3 separate regions of the Homo sapiens genome follow, and all the other regions are linked to region 2. The links are chromatin loops, found by intact Hi-C in ENCODE. Cell type or tissue: heart right ventricle. All regions are shown on one strand.

The links. Peaks named below come from ENCODE experiments on the same cell type or tissue, not always from the same donor. Only the 100,000 strongest peaks of a DNase experiment are listed, where the experiment ranks them.
Region 1: it touches region 2 in a loop (3-fold over the local background); 10 of 110 quality-filtered maps call a loop at or near these places.
Region 3: a loop joins it to region 2, with 7 times the contacts of the local background. A loop is called at or near these places in 28 of 110 quality-filtered maps.

The regions. Positions count from the first base shown.
Region 1 is chr18:24,172,549-24,180,548 of GRCh38, forward strand. It overlaps OSBPL1A (oxysterol binding protein like 1A), which reads right to left. Exons shown (of 28, transcript NM_080597.4): 20 at 7,190-7,287; 21 at 5,465-5,647. Among named protein-coding and RNA genes, the nearest start is that of CABYR, 37 kb to the left of the region's middle. In heart right ventricle, CTCF peaks have their summits at 4,382 (motif pointing right) and 4,584; a DNase peak (open chromatin) is centred at 4,393.
Region 2 is chr18:24,355,241-24,363,240 of GRCh38, forward strand. The region is part of intron 4 of OSBPL1A (oxysterol binding protein like 1A); the gene reads right to left. It overlaps LOC124904267 (a long non-coding RNA gene), which reads left to right. Exons shown (of 3, transcript XR_007066312.1): 3 at 4,752-4,790. LOC124904268 (a long non-coding RNA gene) reads left to right here and starts at 4,836. Exons shown (of 3, transcript XR_007066314.1): 1 at 4,836-4,871; 2 at 5,609-5,683. In heart right ventricle, CTCF peaks have their summits at 4,654 (motif pointing right) and 4,858; a DNase peak (open chromatin) is centred at 4,808.
Region 3 is chr18:24,409,337-24,417,336 of GRCh38, forward strand. No RefSeq gene overlaps it. Among named protein-coding and RNA genes, the nearest start is that of IMPACT, 13 kb to the right of the region's middle. In heart right ventricle, a CTCF peak has its summit at 4,013; no DNase peak of the experiment used is centred here; H3K27me3 peaks cover 1,100 bases.

The sequences.
Region 1 (8,000 bases), 180 kb before region 2:
GTTCCAAATGCCATTACTCAGAATAACAAACCAGGCTGCTTGAGATAACTACGTTCTAAGCCTTTAAAAATTCTATTGATGTTAACTCACCATAAAATTGGGATCATTTGCCCATTCTTGTTTCTTAAAAGGGAGTAACAGCTTAAGAAAAAATTCTATACTTCCACCAAACTCCAAATAAACTACGTACATAATCATTTTAAGCATTCAAAAGTGTCATGAAACATTAAAAAAAGCTAAAGTAGAGACACAAAATAAAAAGTCTATTTAGCACTTTCTAGAGAAAGTACCCTCCAGCTCACCAAAGGAAAAAAACTCATCTATGTGAATAAACTCTGATTTTATAATCCTATATATCCAGAGGAATAGAAATCATTCTACCATAAAGATACATGCACGGGAATGTTCACTGCAGCACTGTTCACAACAGCAAAGACATGGAATCAACCTAAATGCCCATCAATGATAGATTGGATAAAGCAAACGTGGCACACATACACCATGGAATACTATGAAGCCATAAAAAAGAACAAGATCATGTCTTTTCTGGGAATATGGAGGAGCTGGAGTCCATTATTCTTAGCAAACTAACGCAGGAACAGAAAACCAAATACCACATGTTCTCATTTATAAGTGGGAGCTGAATGATGTGAACTCATGAACACAAAGAAGGGATGAATAGACACTGGGGCCTACCTCAGGATGGAGGTTTGGAGGAGGGAGAGGATCAGAAAAAATAAGTATTGGGTACTACGCTTAGTACCTGGGTGACGAAACAAACCCGCATGACAACAGTTTACCAACAGAACAAACCTGCACATGTACCCCCAAACCTAAAATAAAAGTTAAAAAAAAAGTTTTATTTTACTTTTTATTTTTTTTGAGACAGAGTCTCGCTGTGTCACCCAGGCTGGAATGCAGTGGCGTGATCTCGGCTCATTGCAACCTTCACCTCCCGGGTTCAAGTGATTCTCGGGCCTCAGCCTCCCGAGGAGCTGGGACTACAGGCACGTGCCACCATGCCCGGCTAATTTTTGTATTTTTAGTAGAGATGGGTTTTTGCCATATTGGCCAGGCTGGTCTCGAACTCCTGACCTCAGGTGATCCACCCGCCTTGGCCTCCCAAAGTGCTGGGATTACAGGCGTGAGCCACCGCTGCACCTTCATATATTTGTCCTTAGATATGTGTCTTTTAATTTACATAAGGTAAAATTCATTTTTGTTGGTACTCAGGTTTATGCTTGCACAGATCTGTGTAACCACCACCAACACAATCAGGATCCTAAACAACTCCTCCACCCACAAACACTTTGTTCATACTTCTCCTGGTAGTCAAACCTTTCTCCACTCCTAATCCCTGGATCTCCAACTCACTCCTTATCCCCAACAACTGATCTGTTCTCCATTGCAATAGTTTTTCCTTTTCCAGACGTCATATAAATGTAGATTACCTTTTGAGATTAGCATCTTCAATTTGTATAATGCACCTGAAATTCATCTGTGTTGTTCTACGTATCAGTCTTTGTGCTGAGTAGGATTCCGCTGTATGGATATGCCACAGTTTGTGTGACCATTCACCCACTGAAGGGCATGTGGGCTGTTTTCAGTTTTTGGTGATGATGAATAATGCTACTGTAAACATTTGTATACAGGTTTTGGGATGAACGTAAGTTTCCATTTCTCTAAGGCAAATACCTAGGTGTGATATTGCTGAGTCATGTGGTAAACATAAGGTTAACTGGATGAGAAACTGCCAAACTGTTCTCCAGGGTGGCTCTACCATTTTACATTCCAACACCAACAATACACAGGTTGAGCATTCCAAATTCAAAACTTGGACATCTGAAATGCTCCAAAGTCTGAAACTTTTTGAGCACTGACATGACACTCAAAGGAAATGGTCACTGGAGTATTTCAGATTTTGGAATTTTGGATTTGAGATGCTAAACCAGTAGGTATATTGCAAATATTACAAAATCTGAAAATATTCAAAATCCAAAACACTTTTGGTATATTTTAAAAAACGGATACTCAACCTGTATGAGATTTCTAGCTCCTCCACATCCTTGTCAGCACTTGGTATTGTCAATGTTTACAATTATTTTGATTTTAGACATTGTAATAGGTATAAATATAAATTGTAATAGGTATAAATAGGATAGCTCATTGTGGTTTTAACTCTGCAGTTCTCTAATAACTGATGCTGTTGAACATCTTTTTAAATTTTTATTTATTTTTTTTTAGAGATGAGGTCTTATTCTACTACCTAGGATGGAGTGCAGTGGTGGATCATAGCTCACTGCAGCCTCGAACTCCTCGGCTCAAGTGACCCTCCTGCCTTAGCTTCCCTAGTAGCTATGACTACAGGCATGTGTCCCCATGCCTGGCTAAATTTATTTTACTTTATTTTTTTAGAGACGGATTTTCACTATGTTGCCTAGGCTGGTCTTGAACTCTTGGCCTCAAGCAATCCTCCTGCCTCAGCCTCCTAAGTAACTGGAATTATAGGTGTGAGCCACTGCAATCAGCTGACTTCATGTGCTTATTTGCCATGTGTATGTATATATATATATATATATATATATATACACATATATATATATATATGAAGTATCTATTCATTTTTTATTGTTCTTTTTTGTTGTTGTTGTTCCAGAGACAGGGTTTCACTCTGTTGCCCAGGCTGGAATACAATGGCGCAATCATGGCTCACTGCAGCCTCGAACTCCTGGGCTTGAGAGATCCTCCCACCTGAGCCTCCCAAGCAACTGGGACTATAGGTGCATGTCACCAAACCTGGCTATTTTTAAAATCTTTTACTAGAGACAAGGATCCCACTATGTTGCCCAGGCTGGTCTCTAACTCCTGGGCTCAAGTGATCCTCCCACTTCAGCCTCCCAAAGTGCTGGGATTACAGGCATGAGTCACTGCGCCTGACCTTATCATTTCTTACTGTTGAGTTTTAAGAATTCTTTATATATTGTGGCTACAAGTCCTTTGTTGGCTATATGATTTGCAAATAATTTTTACTATTCTATAGTTTATCTTTTCATTCTCTGAACAGTATCTTTCGATATAAGGTTTTTAATTTAATAACATCTAATTTATCACTTTTTGTCTTTTATGGGTTATAATTTTGGTATCATATCCATAAGAGTTCTTTGCCTAATCCAAAGTTGTAAGAGTTTCTCCTATGTTTTCTTCCAAAACCCTTAGTTTTACATTTTACGTAAATGATCTATTTTGAGCTGATTTTTGTAAAAGGCGTGAGGTCTAGTTTGAGGTTCATTTTTTAACATATAGATGTCCAACTGTCTCCATAGCACAGATGGTTGTCTGTGGAAAGGACTATTCTTCTTAGCTGTATTGCCTTTGCAGCTTTGTCAAAAATCAACTGACCACATTTCTGCGGGTCAATTTCTGGATTCCCTTCCCCGTCGCATTAATCTATACTTTGTCTATAGTTTGGCCACCACCACACTGTCTTGATTACAACAGCTTTAGCATTAAGCCTTAAAATTGGGTAGTGGGAGTCCATCAATTCTGTTCTTCCTTTTCAAAATTATTTTGGCTGTTCTGTCATTTGCCTTTCCATACAAACTTAGAATTCGTAAGTTAGAATCAACTTCTCTGTATCTATTAAAAATCATCTTGGGATTTTGATTTGGACTGTGCTCATACAGACTGCTTATAGATCAGTGAGGGGTGAACTGACATCTTAACTATAATTGAGGCTTCCAAATATATCGAGACAGTGTGTCTCTGCATTACTGAGGTAATTCTTGATTACTTTCAACAGTATCTTGTAGTTTTCAACATACACATCCTTTACATATTTTGACATTTGCATTCTGCCATTGAGCCTATCCCAGTTATTATATTCTATTACTATATTTTTAGTACTAAAATTTCCAAAAATACTTCTATTTTTTTTTTTTGGCTAAAATGTCTTTTTCTATTTTAGTTTGTTGAGATTTTCCTGTTGCTTGGTATGCTGAATGATTTTGGATTGTATTCTGCACACCTGAATATTGTAAGACTCTGTCCTCTTAACCTCTTCTGGAGAATACTGATAAAAATTTTTTTTAGTAGGCAATTAACAGAGTTTCAGGCCAGAAGTCCTGACTCTCCTCCTGTGAGCTTTCATTCCAGTGTCAGTTTAATTTTCAAAGCCTCTGTAGTGCTGCTCAGATCCACCCCTCAATAGCCATCCAGGGACCTGGCTCTCAGGCCACACAGCATTTCAGATCCTGAGGCCCTTGTGTACCCTTCTGGGTCATTTCAATGCATGTGTGTAGGGATGAGCGTAGGAACTCATAATGCAGCTTCAGGGGACCCCTTTCTTGAGCTCCCTCCTCTTTGTGGTTTCCCCAACACTCTTAGACACCAGGGGGCGCTTTCTCTCCCCTCCGGCTGGCAAGCTGGGGTTTGAGCCTCTCTGCTCTGTCTTGTATCTCCCACAACTAGGTCTTCTTCTGGGGCAAAGGGGTAAAAGAAAAGAAAGAAAAACAAGTAACAGGAATTCTCTCACACTCTTTGAACCCCAGGGGTTCCTTTACTCAGTTTCTCTGGCCAAAGAGAAGGACTCTGAGGTACGTGTGTGATTGCCACAGCCACCATCGCAGCAGGAGTGTAGCTACAGACCCTAGTGCTTGCTTTGGGGCAAGGCTGTGAGACAAAATTAAAACAGGATTTCCCCTATTCTCTACTTCCTGCAAGGGTATCTTTCTAGGTCCTTTAATTAGAAAGAAAGAATTACTCTCAGAACTTTTTCGGTCGGCCTCTAATCCCCAGTTCTGCAATTTGCTGCTCTGATTCTGAGCCAGATTTGGGAGAAATATATAAAACCAGTAAACTCACTGCCATATTGGTGTTCAGGTTTTGATTTCTCTCCCCAGTCTGCCTGCTACTATCTACTTTTCAGAGTCTTTGGGTTGTTGCTTTGTCTTCTGTCCGGGGTATCTAGTTGTAATCAGTGTTAAAGAGATAGGGTATCGTATGCTTATTCTCTCCTAACTGGAATTAATTGTGGATTTAAAGCTAATCTTACAAAAGAAGAGAACTCCCAATTTATCTAACGCCTAACATGTGCCACACAATTGTCATTTCATTATTTCTCAGAGTGAATTCATTTTGAAAGATCTGTAAACAAAACATTGGCACAAGGATATAAAAAAGCATGTTTCATAAGAACTGTCATGAAGCAATTAACTCCATCGATCTTAAAATAGATCCAAACACCAGAGTCAAAAATCAAGTTAAACTATTTACACATACCCAGATTAATTAGCAATGGCTACTGCCATGTTTCTCAAATTCTTTTACATAGACGTAGACAGTTTGCACTGTATGAAAGCTGTTTCTTTTTCTCCAGCTTTTGAACAGTAAGGTCAGCTGAGTGTGCATGTCTACACTTACAGGCAGGTCTACATGAAAAGAGTGTAATGGCTTGATCAGAACTCACTCAAGGAGCTCCAAGGTGATGGTTCCTTTGGGTTCTGCTTCTACACTCTTCCCCCAGAATTTCAGTTTGGGATAGATAGAGCCATGAAAGATGAAGTCATTGTTTAATCCTTCAGCATGAAATGCACTGATTGGTGGGTGATGGCTGACCTGTTCGGAGATGAGTCTAAATCCAAGGTCATCTCTTAAGATTTAAAAAAAAAAAAAAAGAAAAAAAAAAGCAACATTATAATTAACTCTATCATTAAACATGTACATAATTGCCCTTTCAAAGTAAACAATTCTTTTGTTGTTGTTGTTGAGACAAAATCTTGCTCTGTCGCTCAGGCTGGAGCAGTGGCGTGATCTTGGCTCACTGCAACCCCTGCCTCCCAGGTTCAAGCACTTCTCCTCCCTCAGCCTCTCGACTAATTGGGATTACAGGCATGCACCACCACACCTGGCTAATTTTTGTATTTTTAGTAGAGACGGGGGTTTCATCATGTTGGCCAGGTTGGTTTCGAACTCCTGACCTCGTGATCAACCCACCTCAGCCTCCCAAAGTGCTGGGATTACAGGCATGAGCCACCATGCCCGGCCAACAATTCTTTATTCTCATTGCAATGAAACAACTTCATATATGAGAAATTATACAAATGCAACCCAAACCACCAAATCCAATGTTGTAATGCTAGCTACTTGAACAAATTAAAACAAAGAACACCCAGATGAATTTGAATGATTTGCATGAAAAAATATTAGTCATGTAAATTTAAAACACATCATTCCTTTTACATTAGAGAAATCTAGTGTGTCCACTTTCAAACATCTAGGGAATAAATGAGATCAAAACTTGTGCAGAGAAGAGGAGGAACGCATAGAAAAACTAAAGCCAAATAAAGTCCCTTAATCATATATAAACAAGACACAGGCTAGCTCAAGCAAACAGAACTGCACTTACAGATGCAGTCATTGGCTTCATGCAAACAATATATACTTATGCTAATATATTTTATTTATATTTTTTAATAAAGAGATATTTTTATAAGAGGGCCTCACTGTTGCCCAGGCTGGAGCGCAGTGGCTAATGATGGGTGCAAGCCCACCACTGACCAGCACAGGAGTTTTGACCTGCGTCCATTTCTGACCTCCCTCTCCTGGGAGGTCACCATATTCATGCCAAACTTAGTGCAGACACCTGGCCAGCATAGTGCACTACAGCCCAGAGCTCCTGGGCTCAAGAGATCCTGCTGCCTCAGCCTCTCAAGTAGCTGGGACTATAGGCCTGTGCCACCACAACCCAGCTAATAAACTTTAAATGATTATTTTTAGGAGATATACCTGAGGTTAAATGACGAGTTAATGGGTGCAGCACACCAACATGGCACATGTATAGATATGTAACTAACCTGCACATTGTGCACATGTACCCTAAAACTTAAAGTAAAAAAAAAAAACAAAACAAAACTCGATCATGTCTCATGATCTACATAAGGAAAAAAGGAGGGTGATTAATCCCATGTGATCAGGAATACAAAAATCTTTGCAATTATTTCTTATAATGGTACCTTTTATATATGTTTCAGTATTTTTGACAGTCTCTAAAATAATAGCTATCCTAGAAACAAACATCAAAATTGTTAACTTGCTCCAGTCCTATATAATTGTTATTCGTGATGACCAATATGTATGTATTTCTCCTCTTCATCTGCAACGCTGTATAAAGCATGCAAGTGAAAGGCCTCACCGCACTAATTCATAAGTCTCTCCCAGCAGTGGGTTGAAAGGTTTTCCAGTCCGTTCCCACTGAGAAGCAACAGCAGATACAGCAAACGCAGCTACACACTGTGGGACAGAGCATGAGAACAAGTCAAAAATAGCCGAGCTCGCTCCGCATTCTTTTAGGAACTGAAATTTTGCTGAAGACAGTAATTTACAGAATTATTTTGAGGAGTTTCATTACTTTGGAGTTTTAATATGGCTCTAGCAGTGGGACATGGAAACTTGGATATTCAGAATGAAAATTACTTTCAGTTGCTTCCTACAGTGTTATTCCCAACCATGGTTTTCATCACACTCTAACAGTGCTACAAATTCTCTCAAGGACTTTTAAAAAACCCTCAAGTCCAAAGTTACTTTTAATTCATTTAAAAATTTTTAAAAGTATGACACTCCAGGATTGGGGAAAGAGATATAAAACTCCACAACTTAATTGGTGTTAAGTCCACTGAGGTTGGAAAATGCTGACTTATATAGATGAAAGGACAGAAAGACTCAGTTTAGAATGCTATTGCTTTGTTGAAGGAGAACAATGTGTCCACTATACTCTACCTCTAACTAGTCCATCCATGTACAACATATACAATCTTCCATCTAAAACATTAAAAAGTGCAATTCCTTGCCGTCTTTTAACATATAGCAATGTATATATATTTATATACACAAGTAAGCACAAACATATTTTTCTATTTTGTGTGTGTGTGTGTGTGTGTGTATGTGTTAACTTCTTCTTGGAAACACCCCGAGAAAGTCTGAAAGAAGAAAGGTTGAATTCTTCC
Region 2 (8,000 bases):
CGCCTGTAACCCCAGCACTTTGGGAGGCCGAGGCAGGAGGATCATGAGGTCAGGAGTTCTAGACCACCGTGACCAACATGGTGAAACCCCGTCTCTACTAAAAATACAAAAAATAGCTGGGCATGGTGGCAGGCACCTGTAATCCCAGCTACTTGGGAGGGTGAGGCAGGAGATCATTTGAACCCGGGAGGCGGAGGTTGCAGTGAGCTGAGATTGCACCATTGCACTCCAGCGCGGGCAACAGGTCGAGACTCCATCTCAAAACAAAAAACAAAAAACAGCAACAACAAAAAACCTGTCTTTCATGGCACTTCTGGCCTCTTGACATCTCTTAATGGGGACCATTTCTTTTTCCCTGATCCTAGGACCCATCCAAGTACAACTCAATCTGCACCATCAAAAGATATCAACAGTGAAAGGTAAGAGGCAGAAGAGAGTCACCCCATTAAAAGTCATGATACCGGCTGAGCGCAGTGGCTCACGCTTGTAAACCCAGCACTTTGGAAGGCCAAGGCAGGCAGATCACCTGAGGTCAGGAGTTCAAGACCAGCCTGGCCAACATGGTGAAACCCTGACTCTACTAAAAATACAAATCTTAGCCAGGCATGGTGGCATGCGCCTGTAATCCCAGCTACTCAAGAGACTGAGGCAGGAGAATTGCTTGAACGCGGGACACAGAGGTTGCAGTGAGCTGAGATCATGCCACTGCACTCCAGTTAGGGCAACAGAGCTAGACTCTTGTCTCAAAAAAAAAAAAAAAGAAAAGAAAAAAAAAGAAAAGAAAAATTAGCCAGGCATGGTGGCACACACCTGTAATCCCAGCTACTTGGGAGGCTGAGCCAGGAGAATTCCTTGAACCTGGGAGGCAGAGGTTGCAGTGAGCTGAGATCGCGCCACTGCATTCCAGCCTAGGCAACAGGGCAAGACTCCATCTCAAAAGAAAAAAAAAAAAGTTATGATACCTTGTCCAGTTTCTGGACCTGAGTCAACTTTGGACATAGAACTATTTACTGAAGGAGAGGCCAGATCCTCCAGGGAAAGATTCTGCAACACCAAAGCAAACATGAACTGTCGTGAATTCCCCCGACCATTCCCAAAGGGACCAATGATCATTTACTCAAGAAACTATACAGTGGAGAAAGCGGATCACCAAGACATCTCACAAGCTGTTAGATCTAAGGTCCAAACTGGCACTGACACCAAGAGATCCAAAATGTCATGAGGCCCCTGTGTTAGAAAGGGGGCATGCATGGGAGTGAGATGATAAATGGCGCCCTGGCTGAGGTCTGGCTCACGGTGCGGGTGCTGGTTGGGTCCAGAAATACACCTAGTGGTCATTCTCCTAGTCCCTGAATATGAAATTGGAATAGACACACTTAGTTGTTGGTACAACCCTCACATTGCCATCTTGGTCTATTGTATAGGAGCCAAATGGAAGTGGCTACTCACCCCCAGCCATGGCCAAGACATATCAAAACCAATATCCCATATGGGAAGGGATGGCAGAAATCAGTGCCACCCTTAAAAACCTAAGAGAATGCAGGGGCCATGGTCCCTATCATATTTCCATTGAATTCACTCATCTGCCACTATAAAACCCAGATGGAATGTGGAGGATGACACTGAACTTCCAGAAACTCAACCAAATAGTGACCCCAATTATAGCCACTCTGCCACCTCAGGTACATGGTAAGCAGCAACCGATAGGGCAAATGTACCTTTTCTATCCCTATTAGGAAAAAAAATCAAAGACAGTTTGGATTCACATGGACAAGAGTATACATGTACAGCTTCCGCCTCATGCCATCTGGGAATCTGGCAGCAAATCACACTGGTCCACTTTATCAATAACATTGTCAATCAAGAAAAATGATGAGACAAGTCTCAATCATTTTAGATTTATTTGCCAAAGTTAAGGACACGCACCCAGGAGACAGACATCTTTCTCTGAAGATGATTTTTGAGGGCTTCAAATTTAAAGGGGAAAGGGCAGGATATTGAGAAGTACACAATTTTCAGGTAAGGGGGTGGGTGGGAAAAGATAGTCATGCCTTTGTCTGGCTCCATGAATCTGCATGTTTTTACATAAGATGACATAAACGGGGCAGAAGAAAAACGTAGGGAATCTGCATTCTACATAACACAGACAAAATGGGGCAGGGGAACAATTAGATATGCATTTGCGTGTGGTGGGCCTGGGTGACTGCACCTGTAAAGATAAGCTATCACTTTGCATTGCTCACTAGGAATTTCCTTGTGAGCAAAATATGGGGGAGGCATGTAGCTTTTCCTCTTGTAGCCACCTTATTTAGGAACCAAAAGGGGGAGGCAGGTTTGCATGACCCAGTTCTCAGCTTGATTTTTCCCTTTGGCAAAATGAGTTTGGGGTCCCAAAATTTAATTTCCTTTCATAACATCATGCTAACAGAACCAGGAGAAGAGGCTTCTTCTCCACGAGGCTAGGATGTTCAAAGCCTTGGTAAGACATATCTGATCCAGTGGGTGGGAGGTAAAACTTAGGAAGAATTCAGGAGCTTTTCCATGTCAGTAAATTTTTAGAAGTTCACTGGTCTGGGCAATGACAAGACACTTCCTCAGAAGAATAAATTACTGCATCTTGCACTTCCCATAACAGAAGGGAGCACAGTGCCTGGTTGGCTTCAACAGGTTTTGGGGCAGCTTATTCCACACCTAAAGATAATGCTCTGATTCGTATGCTAGAAGGCACCAAAGGCTGCCTGAACATTGGGGTCCTTGCATCCAAGGACCAGCAGGCAAGAATAGTCACCATCTTAGCAGAAGTAATTGAACTTGATCAGCAGAAAAAAGTAGGGCTGTACACATTGGGGATGTACGTGGAAGAACAGGTTTAGCATACGATGAGAAACTCAGGTGTGTCCTGGTATTCTCTTGTCCAATTTTTATGGTAAATGGACAAGGGCAGCAACTCCAGCCTAAGAAGGGCATGGTATCCAGGGGCTCAGACCTCCAGGGATGAGGGTTTCCAGAGTATCCACGTATCCATGACTGACTGTCCCAGTGTATAAAGGCCTGGCTGCTCATCCCCAACAGGGACAACTTTGAAGCATCATCTCCTCTGCAAAGCTTCGCACACAGCAGAAAGGCTGAGGCATCGCTTGAGCCGGCAGCACTACTTGACTTGTCCACTCCTGTCCACTTCTTCCCCACCCTCGTGCACAGGTGTGATGCCACGAGCACTCCATAAACCTGCTGCCCACTCATCTCCATCTCAGCTTCCCTGAGAACAGATCTAGAACAAATTATATGTATATATTTCAAGGCAGTCATTCTCCATCAAATGAAACGATACGTGTCAAGTTGTCTGGGCATCGCCTGAAACACAGTAGGCCTTCAATACATAAACATGAGAAATGGTCTCCTAGGAAATCCTAAAGCCCAGGATTATACATATATTCTGTATGTTAGGTGAGATAGAGAGAATTTCTGAGACACAGAACATAGGAAGCATTTATTGTATTTGTTTATTTACTATTTTAGAGACAGGGTCTTGCTCTGTCATCCAAGCTGGAGTGCGGTGGTGCCATCATAGCTCACTCACTGTAGCCTCAAACTCCTGGGGCTCAAGCGATCCTCCTGCCTCAGCCACCAGAGTAGCTGGGACTACAAGCACATGCCATACATCCAGCTTTGAGTTTTTTAGAGATGGGGTCTTGGCTGGGCACGGTGGCTCATGCCTATAACCCCAGCACTTTGGGAGGCTAAGGCAGGCAGATCACTTGAGCCCAGGAGTTTCAGACCAGCCTGGGCAACATGGCAAAACCCTGTCCCTACAAAAAATACAGAAAATTAGCCAGGTACAGTGGCACATGCCTGTGGTCCTAATTCCTGGGGAGGCTAGGGTGGGAGGATCACTTGAGCTCTGGATGTGGAGGTTGCAGTGAGCTGAGATTGCACCACTGTACTCCAGCCTTGGCGACAGAGCGAGACCCTGTCTATAGAGAAAGAGACAGAGACAGAGAGAGAAAGAGAGAGATATGGTGGGGGGCGGGAAGAGGGGGTCTTGTTATGTTGCCCAGGTTGGCCTCTAACTCCTGACTTCAAGCGATCCTCCTGCCTTCGCCTCCTGTGTAGCTGGGATTATAGGTGTGAGCCACTACACCCGGCTCTGGAAGCATGTGTTTTACAAGCATTCTCAGCTGGGCGTGGTGGCTCATGCCTGTGATCCGAGAACTTTGGGAGGCTGGGGTAGGAAGACCGCTTAAGGTTCAAGACCAGCCTGGGCAACACGGTGAAACCCTGTCTCTACAAAAGATTTTTAAAAATTAGCCAGGTACAGTGGCGCACGCGTATAGTTCTAGGTGGAAGGATCTGTTGTGCCCAGACGTTCAAGGCTGCAGTGAGCTATGAGGGCCCCACTGCACTCCAGCATGGGTGAAAGAGTGAGATCCTGTATCTAAATAAATAAATAAAAATTAAAAAAAAATAAAAGTATTCTCAATTCTGCTAAAAGGTCAGTGCAACAATCCAAATATTCATTATACATACCATATTCCTATTTTAAATTGATTATAAAAGGCATAAAAACTTTATAACTGCATCTGAAAGTAAAGTAAGGAACAAATACTAAACACAGTATTTTAAAATTCTGGTATTCTGATTTTTACCAAAGAACACTAGGGGGCACTAATGTACCAAGAAAAGCCCAAAGGTGCCTCAAGAGCTGGGGAACTGCATGATTTTTTTGTTTGTTCTGTTTTTGTTTGAGACAGAGTTTCGCTGTGGTCACCCAGGCTGGAGTGCGATGGCGCGATCTCGGCTCACTGCAACCTCCGCCTCCCAGGTTCAAGTGATTCTCCTGCCTCAGCCTCCTGAAGTAGCTGGGATTACAGGTACCCGACACCAGGCCCAGCTAATTTTTTTGTATTTTTAGTAGAGACAGGGTTTCACCATGTTGGCCAGGCTGGTCTTGAAGTCCTGACCTCAGGTGATCCACCCGCCTTGGCCTCCCATAGTGCTGGGATTACAGGCATGAGCCACCGTGCCAAGCTGGGGAGCTGCATTTTTTAAATATTCCAGAGGATAAGAGTTTAAAGTGCTTTATAATAAGCCAAATCCCTTTTCAACTCAACATTCTACTTACTGAATCACAGGATCATAAGATATTTTAAAATTATCTTCATGGTAAATGATCACATAGGAATGAGATAACTTGATTCTTTTCATGAGAATTAGAAACCAAACTCTTTGCACAATTCAGTCATGCTTAGATATTGAGCACATACATTTTTTAATTTTAATGTTTCCTACATAACACAATCATGTAACTTCAGCTAAATGTTATTTTCTAAGACAACAGATAACAAAATACAGCAGATCTTCAAACAACACCATTTCATTCAACATCATTTCATTGCAATGTTCACAAGAAAAAAAAATCGATTCTTGGAGGGGGCCAATGTCTGTTGGAGTTCACATGTCCTTGTGTCTGCGTGGGTATCTCAGGTACTCTGTTTTCTTCTCACCTCCTAAAGATGTGCATAGCAAGTGAACAGGCATGTCTGAACTGTCCCAGTGTGAGTGTGGGTGTGTATGTGAGTGGCCCTGTGACAAGATGCATCCTCTCCAGGCCTGGATCCCCCTGTGCTCCCTGAGCTGCCGGGATAGGTTCCAGCCACCCTCACACCTGAACTGGAATAAATGGGTAAATAATTATCTTGTTTTTACTAATGTTTCTAAATGTATGAATAGCTCACATTTATTTCAATGTTTAATATCAGAAGTGTTTGCTCTTCATTTAGAAGTGTGGTAATTTTCTTTTCTTTTTTGGCACAGAGTCTCACTCAGCTGCCCAGGCTGGAGTGTGGTGGCACAACTGCGGCTCACTGCAGCCTCAACTTCCTGGGCTCAAGTGATCCTCCCATTTCAGCCTCCCGAGTAGCTGGGACTACAGATGCATGCTACCACATCTGGCTAATTTTTGATTTTGTAGAAGTGAGGTCTCCCTATGTTGCCCAAGCTGGTCTTGAACTCCTGGGCTCAAGCAGTCCACCTGCCTCAGCGCCCCAAAGTGCTGGCATTACAGACATGTGCCACTATGCCTGGCAGTGATGTTTTTTTGTGACTATAATTATTCTGTAGGAACTTAACTCTTGTTTATATGCATTGGCCTATGGTGAAGTTGGTTTCCTTATACATCGTTTATCCAAAAGTTAGTTTCCAAAAATCTATCATTGACATTAAGTGAGGACTTACTGTATATATGCTGATGCTCATGTCAAACTAAGGCTCAATTTAGCATGGTCTCACGTTCAAAGTTCAAGAAAATAGCAGAAATGGCCAAATATGTAAAGAGCTGAACATAGATAAATGAACTTATTTGATCTAGGTGATTACAGAGATGGGAGGTAAAACTTACCTTGTGCTCATGGGGACACAAAAAACAAGACATGATAATTCCTTGCTAGCAAGATTAATGCAACTTAGTAGCAGAGTTAAGACACAGACTACAGACTGGGTGCAGTGGCTCCCTCCTATAACCCCAGCACTTTGGGATTGAGAGCACTTGAGGTCAGGAGTTTGAGACCAGCCTGGCCAACCAACATGGTGAAACCCTGTCTCTACTAAAAATACACACTATGGTGGCACATGCCTGTAATTCCAGCTACTCAGGAGGCTGAGGCAGGAGAATCACTTGAACCCGAGAGGCGGAGATTGCAGTGAAGTGAGATCGTGCCACTGCACTCCAGCCTGGGTGACAATGGGAGACTCCATCTCAAAAAAAAAAAAAAAAAAAAAAAGACATAGACAAAAATAACACTAATACAAGGTAGAAGACGAATGAAAGTGCTGTACTGTGCCCAGGAATCCTGGAAGAGTATAGTTTCCTTCCAGCTGCAAGATGTTAGGAAAGAATTTATGGATATTACATTTGAGTAGCACTTTGAATGGGTAGATCTGGGCCATGTAGAAATAGATGACAATAGAATTTTCTTAGGTATATAGAAAAGAATGAGCAAGACCATAAAAAAAAACAGCAAGTAGTTCACGTAGTCAGGCAAATCGAGCCATCTGCAGCTCATATTTGAAACCCCACAAAGTCAAGCATAGAAATTAACCACAACCTTTATTGTTTATTATAAAAGGTTCTTTTTTCTCAGCTTGAGTTAAGACTCCATATCTGGTTCACAAGTATCAATTTATGAACAAATAGACAAGAGTGGTATAAAATGTACTAATTCAAACATGCTTAGCACATACAGAATTGACTCATGGTAACGTATTAAAAGTTAGTTAAATCTAGTCATTAGAATAATGAAAAGTGTGAAACAATATAATAATAAATTTGTTCTTTAACTCATGATAAATTCACATAAAGCTTCCAATCACGTGCTTACGAAATAACCTTTAGGTATCATGTTGGACTATGGTCAACAACTAGAATATACAAGAAATACACTCTATGTCATAGTTAATTTTGCATATCATTTAAATAATCAAAAAAACATTAATATGGGGTAAAGCAACTTTTAGCTATGAAAGGATAAGACAACTGTTATCCTGAAAAAATGAGCATAAAGCTGGACAAAATTGTCAAAACTAACCATTTTGTGGTGCTGGATATCCATTAAAGAAACAAACTGAGAGGCAGTTACTCCAGAGGAATGGCAGGAACTTGGAGGAAGAACACTGGGAGTCTTTAGCTTTCTAGCCACAGGCTATTAGTCCTCCCCACCTCCCCAAACAAGTCTGACCAGGGCAGGCCTGGCAGTGAAACCCAGCAGTTTTGCTGCCAGAGGGAAATGACTTGATTTAAAACAAAAGGCAAAAACCCAGTAAAAGTAGCAAATACAGCAGAAAACAAATGAGAACACCTACATGCTTGCTAGCATGAGGCTGCTTTTTCTATTAGAGTGTCTAGCTTTCTACCGCTGCTATAACAAATGACCACAAACTCGGTGGCTTAAAACAACAGAAAGAAATGTGTTACCTCACAGTTCTGTATTTGAGAAGTCCAGAAT
Region 3 (8,000 bases), 54 kb after region 2:
GAGCTAAGATGTCCCTGCAGTAGTATAGGGATGAGGTGATATGGCCTGAACTAAGGTGAGCAACTGGAATAGAAAGAAGTGAAGGGTCTTAGAAATTAAAATAAAATCCTGAGCCCTCCTAGTGACTGAATGAACTCCCTCTTGACCAAGGAGACTCTAGAAAAAAACCAAAAAAACTGAATTCCTGGCCATGATGGGAAGAGAGGTGAGACATGCCTCATTATACCACATGCCTTTTGGAGTTTAGGCACAATGACCAGCATTAATGTTAAAATAGAGATAATAAGACTGACAAGGTCAGGCACAGTGGCTCCCGCCTATAATCCCAGCACTTTAGGAGGCTGAGGCAGGCGGATCCCTTGAGCTCAGGAGTTTGAGACCAGCCTGGGCAACATGACAAAACCCTGTCTCTATAAAAAATACAAAAAAAATTAGCTGGACATGGCGGTGCACACCTATAGTCCCAACTACATGGGAAGCTGAGGCTGGAGGGACACCTGAGCCCAGGAGGTCGAGGCTGCAGTGAACCATGATCATGCCACTACACTCCAGCCTGGGTGATAGAGACCCTGTCAAAAAAAAAAAAACAAAACAAACAAAAAAAAAACCACACACACACACAACAAAACGGGCTCTTCGTGGCAATAAGATACCAAATTATGAATAAGACCTAAGGCGGGTTAAGTCACACCTGCAAACAATCATTCCTTTCTGCTGATTTCAAGTTTTAGACAGAGCCTTACTCCTTTAACCAATTGCAAATAAAGAACCTCTGAATCCACATGTAACCTGAAAGCTCCCGATTCAAGATATCCCTCCCACCTTTTTGGGCTGAACCAATGGATACCTTCCATGTACTACTGATTTATGTCTTTGCCTATCACTCCTGCCGCCCTAAAATGTATAAAACCAAGCTGTAATCTGACTGCCTTGAGACTACTTACTCAAGGCTTCTTGGGTTTGCATTTTCCCTGGTCATGGTGACTTACACTGCCTCAGAACAAACCTATTTAAAATATTTCATGGAGTTTGGTTTCTCCATTAGTAAGCTAATGTGACTGATGAGGGGAAGTAACAATAGACAGGGCTTGGCAGTTACAATGGAGAGTCCTGAAGAATATATTGAATAGCCAGATTAGGGGGCTATCCAAAAGTCTTTGAAAGCCAAGCAGAGGAACTGAGACTTGATTCAGTGGGGGAGAAATATTATAATATTCCTGGACAAAGAATGTTTAAGGAACATTAGTCTAACAACAGTGTACAAGGGATCAACCAGAGAAAAGAAAGGATAATGGAGGCAGAGAGACAATATGGTTATCATTTGAATAGAACACCCTGAGAATGCAGACTCTACCAATGAAGAACATAAGGTACTTGTGACTTAGTCAATGTGGGGTATAAAGGAGAGGATGCAACTGACGTATCACCACAGCACATAACACATTCTCAGGAATTATTTGTTTATATGTTTAACTCTGACAGGCTATGGGCTTCTTTTTTTTTTTTTTTTTTTTTGAGATGGAGCCTCGCTGTGTTGCCCAGGCTGGAATGCAGTGGCGTGATCTCGGCTCACTGCAAGCTCTGCCTCCAGGGTTCACGCCATTCTCCTGCCTCAGGCTCCAGAGTAGCTGGGACCACAGGCGCCCACCACCACGCCTGGCTAATTTTTTGTATTTTTAGTAGAGACGGGGTTTCACTGTGTTAGCCAGGATGGTCTCCATCTCCTGACCTCGTGATCTGCCTGCCTCGGCCTCCCAAAGTGCTGGGATTACAGGCGTGAGCCACCGTGCCCACCGGCTATGGGCTTCTTAAAGTCAGAAACTATGTCTTCTTTATTTTTATATCTTCAATATATAGCCAAATTATGGCATAGATCAAGTCTTGATAAATATTCTTGAATAACCAACCTAATGAATACATAAGTTGGATAGGCAGAGTATACATGAAAGCAAGATAGTTTGGGGAAGGTCTTTTTTGTTTTTGTTTTTTTTTTTTTTAATTTAGAGTTTGGCCGGGTGTGGTGGCTCACACTTGTAACCCAGCACTTTGGGAAGCTGAGGCAAGCAGATCACTTGAGGTCAGCAGTTTGAGACCAGCCTGGCCAACATGGTAAAAACCCTGTCTCTACTGAAAATACAAAAATTAGCTGGGTGTGGTGGTGCATGCCTGTAAAGCCAGTTACTTGGGAGGCTGAGGCACAAGAATCACTGGAGCCCAGGAGGCAGAGGTTGTAGTGAGCTGCGATCACTTCATTGCACTTCAGCCTGGGCAACAGAGTGAGACTCCATCTCAAAAAAAAAAAATTAGAGACTGGGTCTCTGTTGCCCAGGCTGGAGTGCAGTGATGTGATCATGGCTTACTGCATCCCAAACTCCTGGGCTCAAGCAATCCTCCCACCTCAGCCTCCCAAGTAGCTGGGACTGCAGGCAGTTGCCACTACCCCTGGCTAATATTTATTTATTTATTTATTTTTTGTAGAGGTAGAGTCTACATTGCCCAGGCTGGTCTCGCACTCCTGGACTCACACAATCCTCCCACCTCAGCCTCCCAAAGTTCTGGGATTACATGCATGAGCCACCACTCCCCACCTAAGAATGTTTTGAATTTGGCTTTGAAGTGTTCTTTCTTTAAAAAAAATTTGTTTCACACCGCTGGACTAGGATGAAATGGCTGTGAAATGTTGAGTTTAAGATGTGACATCTAAGATACCCACTTGTAAATGTCTTATAGATACAGAAAGAGTAGTGCTCAGAAGTCCAGAAGAGAGAAGAAATCTGGAGAGAGGCACAGTAGGGAGACATCAGTGTTAATCACGTCTCTCACTGCACCCCCATCTGACATTTGAAACAAACAAGCTGAAACCTCGGTGGCTTCATAACATAATGCAATGCAGTCAAGGATAGAGGTTCCACTCCAGGTTTCTTCCATTGTGAGCACCACCACTGTCAATAGGTGAATCACAGAATTCCTGCAGAAGGGGAGAGAGAGCCTGCAGGTCTGCACTGGAGGTTTTATGGATGGACCTAGAAGTGGTTTGTTTCAATTTTTTTTTTCTTTTTTAGACAGAATCTTACTCTGTCACCTAGGCTGGAGTACAGTGGTGCTATCTCAGCTCACTGCAACCTCCGCCTCCCAGGTTGAAGCAATTCTTCTGGCTCGGCCTCCTGAGTAGCTGGGATCACAGGCATGTGTCACCACACCCAGCTAATTTTTGTATTTTCAATAGAGACAGGGTTTCACCATGTTGGCCAGGCTGGTCTTGAACTCCTTACCTCAAGTGATCTGCCCACCTCAGCCTCCCAAAGTGCTGGGATTACAGGCGTGAGCCAACGCGCCCAGCCGGTTTGTATCACTTCTACTCATCTGATATGGTTTCACTTTTTGTCCCCACCCAAATCTTATCTTGAATTGTAGCTCTCATAATTCCCACACGTTGTGGGAGGGACCAAGTGGGAGATAACTGACTCATGGGGGTGGTTTCCCCCATACTGTTCTCGTGGTAGTGAATAAGTCTCACAAGATCTGATGGTTTTGTGAAGGATTTCCCTTTTCACTTGGCTCTCCTTCTTTCTTTTTTACTGCCATCATGTAAGAGGTAACTTTCACCTTCTGCCATAATTGTGAGGCCTTCCCAGCCACACGGAACTGTGAATCCATTAAACCTCTTTTTCTTTATAAATTACCCAGTATTGGGTATGTCTTTATCAGCAGCGTGAAAACGAACTAATCCACCATCTGTTTGTGTTCTCTCAATGCCTTCAAACTCGAGCTTGACTGTTGACTGAACAATTAAGGAGAAACATTTGCCTCCCAATCCATTCCATGCCCTTCTCTATTCTGCTCTCTGTCCTGAAAGGCTGGTCTCTAGGGATCAACCATCAGAGCTTCCTTGCTCTCTGGCTTCCAATTTGGGTTCAGAGGATGAGAGGTAGCAGCAGGAGAGTAGAAACTGGAAAAGAGGAAAGGAAAGGTCTCTATCACTTCCTTGCCCATCCCTACCCTCCACTGACACTTTGTGGAGAATTCCGGCACCGCAGTTGCATTTTCCTGCAGCCACAGCTTCTCTTGGGCAGTTCCTGTTCTATGGCTCCAGTTCTTGCTGGCCTCCAATAATACTATTCTCAATCCTGGGGTCCTAATGGCTTCCTGCAGTTAAGAGTCTCTGGCTGTTTCTCTAATCTCTTGTGTGGTCCCTTAGTATTGCTCATTCTTCTGTAAATCATCCCTTCCTTAATCTGTCTTCAGTTGAATCCTTTGAGTATGCCATTTGTTTTCTGTTGAAACCCTAACAGATACATTATTTACTAGCTCATACTAATTCCATTTCAATTACCAATGCACTATTTTTGTGGGTGATTTAATTTGTTCCATCAAAAGGGGCACAAGTGACCACTGTAGTCAAAATTACATTTTAGTACCACATACTGAAATTTTAAGTCCATATTGCATATTCTGTACCAAGAGAGATCCTTTCTTTTCATTAGCTTGACTACAGAAATGGTTATTCATAACTCTAGTGTTCATCTATAGCTATAGTAACGCCATAAAGTGACTTGAACCACCCTATTCTATCATTTTTTTTCTATTCCTGTTGGAGACCATTTCTACTTATGCATCCAAGGATACAACATCAGGCCAGGTGCCATGGCTCACACCTGTAATCCCAACACTTTGGGAGGCCAAGGTGGGTGTATTTTGTATTTTTAGTAGAGATGGGGTTTCGTCGTGTTGGGCAGACCAGCCTGGCCAACACGGCGGAACCCCATCTCTACTAAAAATACAAAAATTAGCCAGGCATGACGGTGCATGTCTGCAATCCCAGCTACTGAGGAAGCTGAGGCATGAGAATTGCTTGAACCTGGGAGGCAGAGGTTGCAGTGAGCTGAGATCCAGCCACTGCATTCCAGCCTGGGCGATAGACTGAGACTCCCTCTCAAAAAAAAAAAAAAAAAAAAAGGAAGAAAGAAAGAAAAAGAAAAAAAGAGAAATAAATGGTAGGTAGCTGTAAAACAGCAGTACAGGTAGTAGGAAGGAAAGATAGTGCATATGTTAATAAGAGGTTGAGATTTCTTGATACTGTACAAAGGGCATGACTGATCAAGCTATACCACGGTGGCAAGGGTGAACTTTAGATAACCAAGAGAGGTCACAGGAGATGAGAAAACAGAAAAATTGGTTTACCATATACATTTAGAAAAGCAGATAAGAAATCTGGAGTTTTGTTCCCACCACACAGCAGTTGCTGAGTTTGCAGTTGGGAGCTGCTGAATAAGAACTGTGTCTTACTAATGTTCTTATCTCCAGCATCATTATGAAACTTCCACATATCAAGCAGCAAAAAATAATGACTAAGTTAAATAGTGAAACTTCATACTGTTTTCTGTGTGAAATATTGTAGAGTTGCTGGGCTCAGTGGCTCAGGCCTGAAATCCCAGCACTTTGGGGGGCCGAGGGGGGCATATCACCTGAGGTCAGGAGTTCGAGACTAGCCTGGGCAACATAGTGAAACCCTGTCTCTGCTAAAAATATGAAAATTAGCTGGGTGTGGTGGCAGGCACCTGTAATCCCAGCTATTTGGGAGGCTGAGACAGGAGAATCACTTGAACCCAGGAGGTGGAGGTTGCAGTGAGCTGAGACCATGCAACTGCACTCCAGCCTGGGCAACAAATGCAAAACTCCATCTCAAAAAAATATATACTGTAGAGATGTTTTACTGTAAAATGTTTATTAATTGTACAGCTCTGTAAATTCTATGATAAAAATATAATATATAATAGCGATATATTATAAAATGACATAATATAGTATTTACTGAATGCTTACTATACGCCAGGCAATATACTAAAGCCTTTACATAAGTTATATCATTTGATTTTCACACTAATCCTATAAAACAGATATTATTATTTTCATACTTACAGGGAGAGAAGGAAACTGAGGCATGGAGCTGTTAAGTCACACAGCTAGTCATTGGCAAAATCAGCATTTATACCTAAGCATCCTGGCTCTGGAGTGTTTCCAAAGAACATAAGTACACTGTATACCCATAGCAGCTTAAACGTATACCACATCAACCTCGCAAGAGGATGCTCAACAGTGTTTGGCTAAGGCCAATGATTTTGAATCTCTTCAGCAACCATTAGTCAGGATAATTCAGTGTGCCATTCAGTGTCGAAAATAAGTCCTACTGAAAAAAGCCTAGTTATGCATTTTCCTTTACACTTGCTTAGCCTTCTTGTAAGTGAATCACATAGTGCATTGTACACAGCACAAAACAAGCACTCAATAAGTATTCAGTGAATTTAACCAAACTAGTAACTTTTCAGTAGCTTTGTAAGAAAAAGTACCAGGAGTCATGAAAAACAAGCAAGCAAACAGTGATAGTAAAAGACATAGTAAATATCAACATAAATCATCATTACCTCCTGGATACAAATTTTTGCTAGCTTTGGGATAATGGTTCAAATAATATTTTCAAGAATATTGTTTAAAATGGTCACTGATAGTCTTTGAGTGCAGTAGAAAGCTCATTTACCCGGAGTTCTTTCCTTGAAAGCCTTAGATTGGTCTTCAGACAAACCAAAGTATTTTCTTTTTTTTTTTTTCTTTTTTTCTAGTCCTTGACTCAGGAAAACCACAGTATTTTAAAGAAAGGAAAAGCGCCATATTCACTTTTTTCATGTACAGGAAAACCTTGGTCTGAAAATTAAAAATGAAAGCTCTAAGAAGACACTTTATGATGGCCATTGTATGAAGGTGATTGAAAGGCTATTTTTTTCATGTTCTATTTTCTCAAGGTAATCATAGTCCAAACTGGCAAGGACTAGAATACCTCCTGTACCTAACTGGACAGAGTAAATTAGATTTTAACATTTCACAATCTCAAAGACTCTTTAATTAGAATTCAAAAAGCCATTTGTTCCAGAGTTGGAGTTTCCTACCCGCCCAGATCAGTTGTCCTATCCCAGGGTGACATAGCAACCCTAGAGATGATCTGAATTGGCCTAACCACCTTGTGTGTGCTTTGTCACTTCCTTACATCCCTTCAGCATGTGAAGACTCTCTCTTCCACCTCCAGATGAGCTGTTTCCCCAACCATCTAAGTTTGGCATCCATTTAACTAATATTTATTGAGTATCTACCATACATCGGGGCTGCTTCTGGTGTCGGGGACACAGCCGTGAATAAGACAGACAACACCTATGCCCACATAGAGCTTACATGCAGTTGAGGAAGACAAACTACACACACACTAAAGATACGTAACTTGGGGCCAGGCATGGTGGCTCACACCTGCAATCCCAGCACTTTGGGAGGCCAGTGGAGCTTGAATCCAGGAGTTGGAGACAAGCCTAGGCAACATAAAGAGACCCCGTCTTTATGTTTAAAAAAACAAAATTAAAGAAAGAAAGATACATATCTTGGATAATTATTGAATATTGATTCACCCTGTGAAAAAATTCCACAAGATAGATGGCCCTCAGGTATCTCACTATTCACCTGGGCCCATTCTGTCAACCCTATTTCAAGTACAACAATTTAAAGAAGGAAAAGAGTTTTCAAATAAATGTAAAATCCAAATGAATCATGAAGTTTTATTTCTGTCATTTGTAAAGAATAAACTTATTTCAAATTTTTTTTTAAAATAAATAATTCCACAGGATAATGGTTTAGAGCAGCAGTTCCCAACCTTTTTGGCACCAGGGACCAGTTTTGTGGAAGACAATTTTTCTCAGACTTGGGGGATGGGGGGATGGTTTCGAGATGATTCAAGCACATTACATTTATTGTGCACTTCACTTCTATTATTATATTGTAATGGATAATAAAATAATTCTACGACTCACCATAATGTAGAATCAGTGGGAGCCCTGAGCTTGTTTTCCTGCAACTAGATGGCCCCATAGGGTTGGGGGCAAGTGATGGGAGACAGTGACAGATCATCAGGTGTTAGAATCTCATAAGGAGCGTGTAACCTAGGTCCCTCGCGTGCGCAGTTC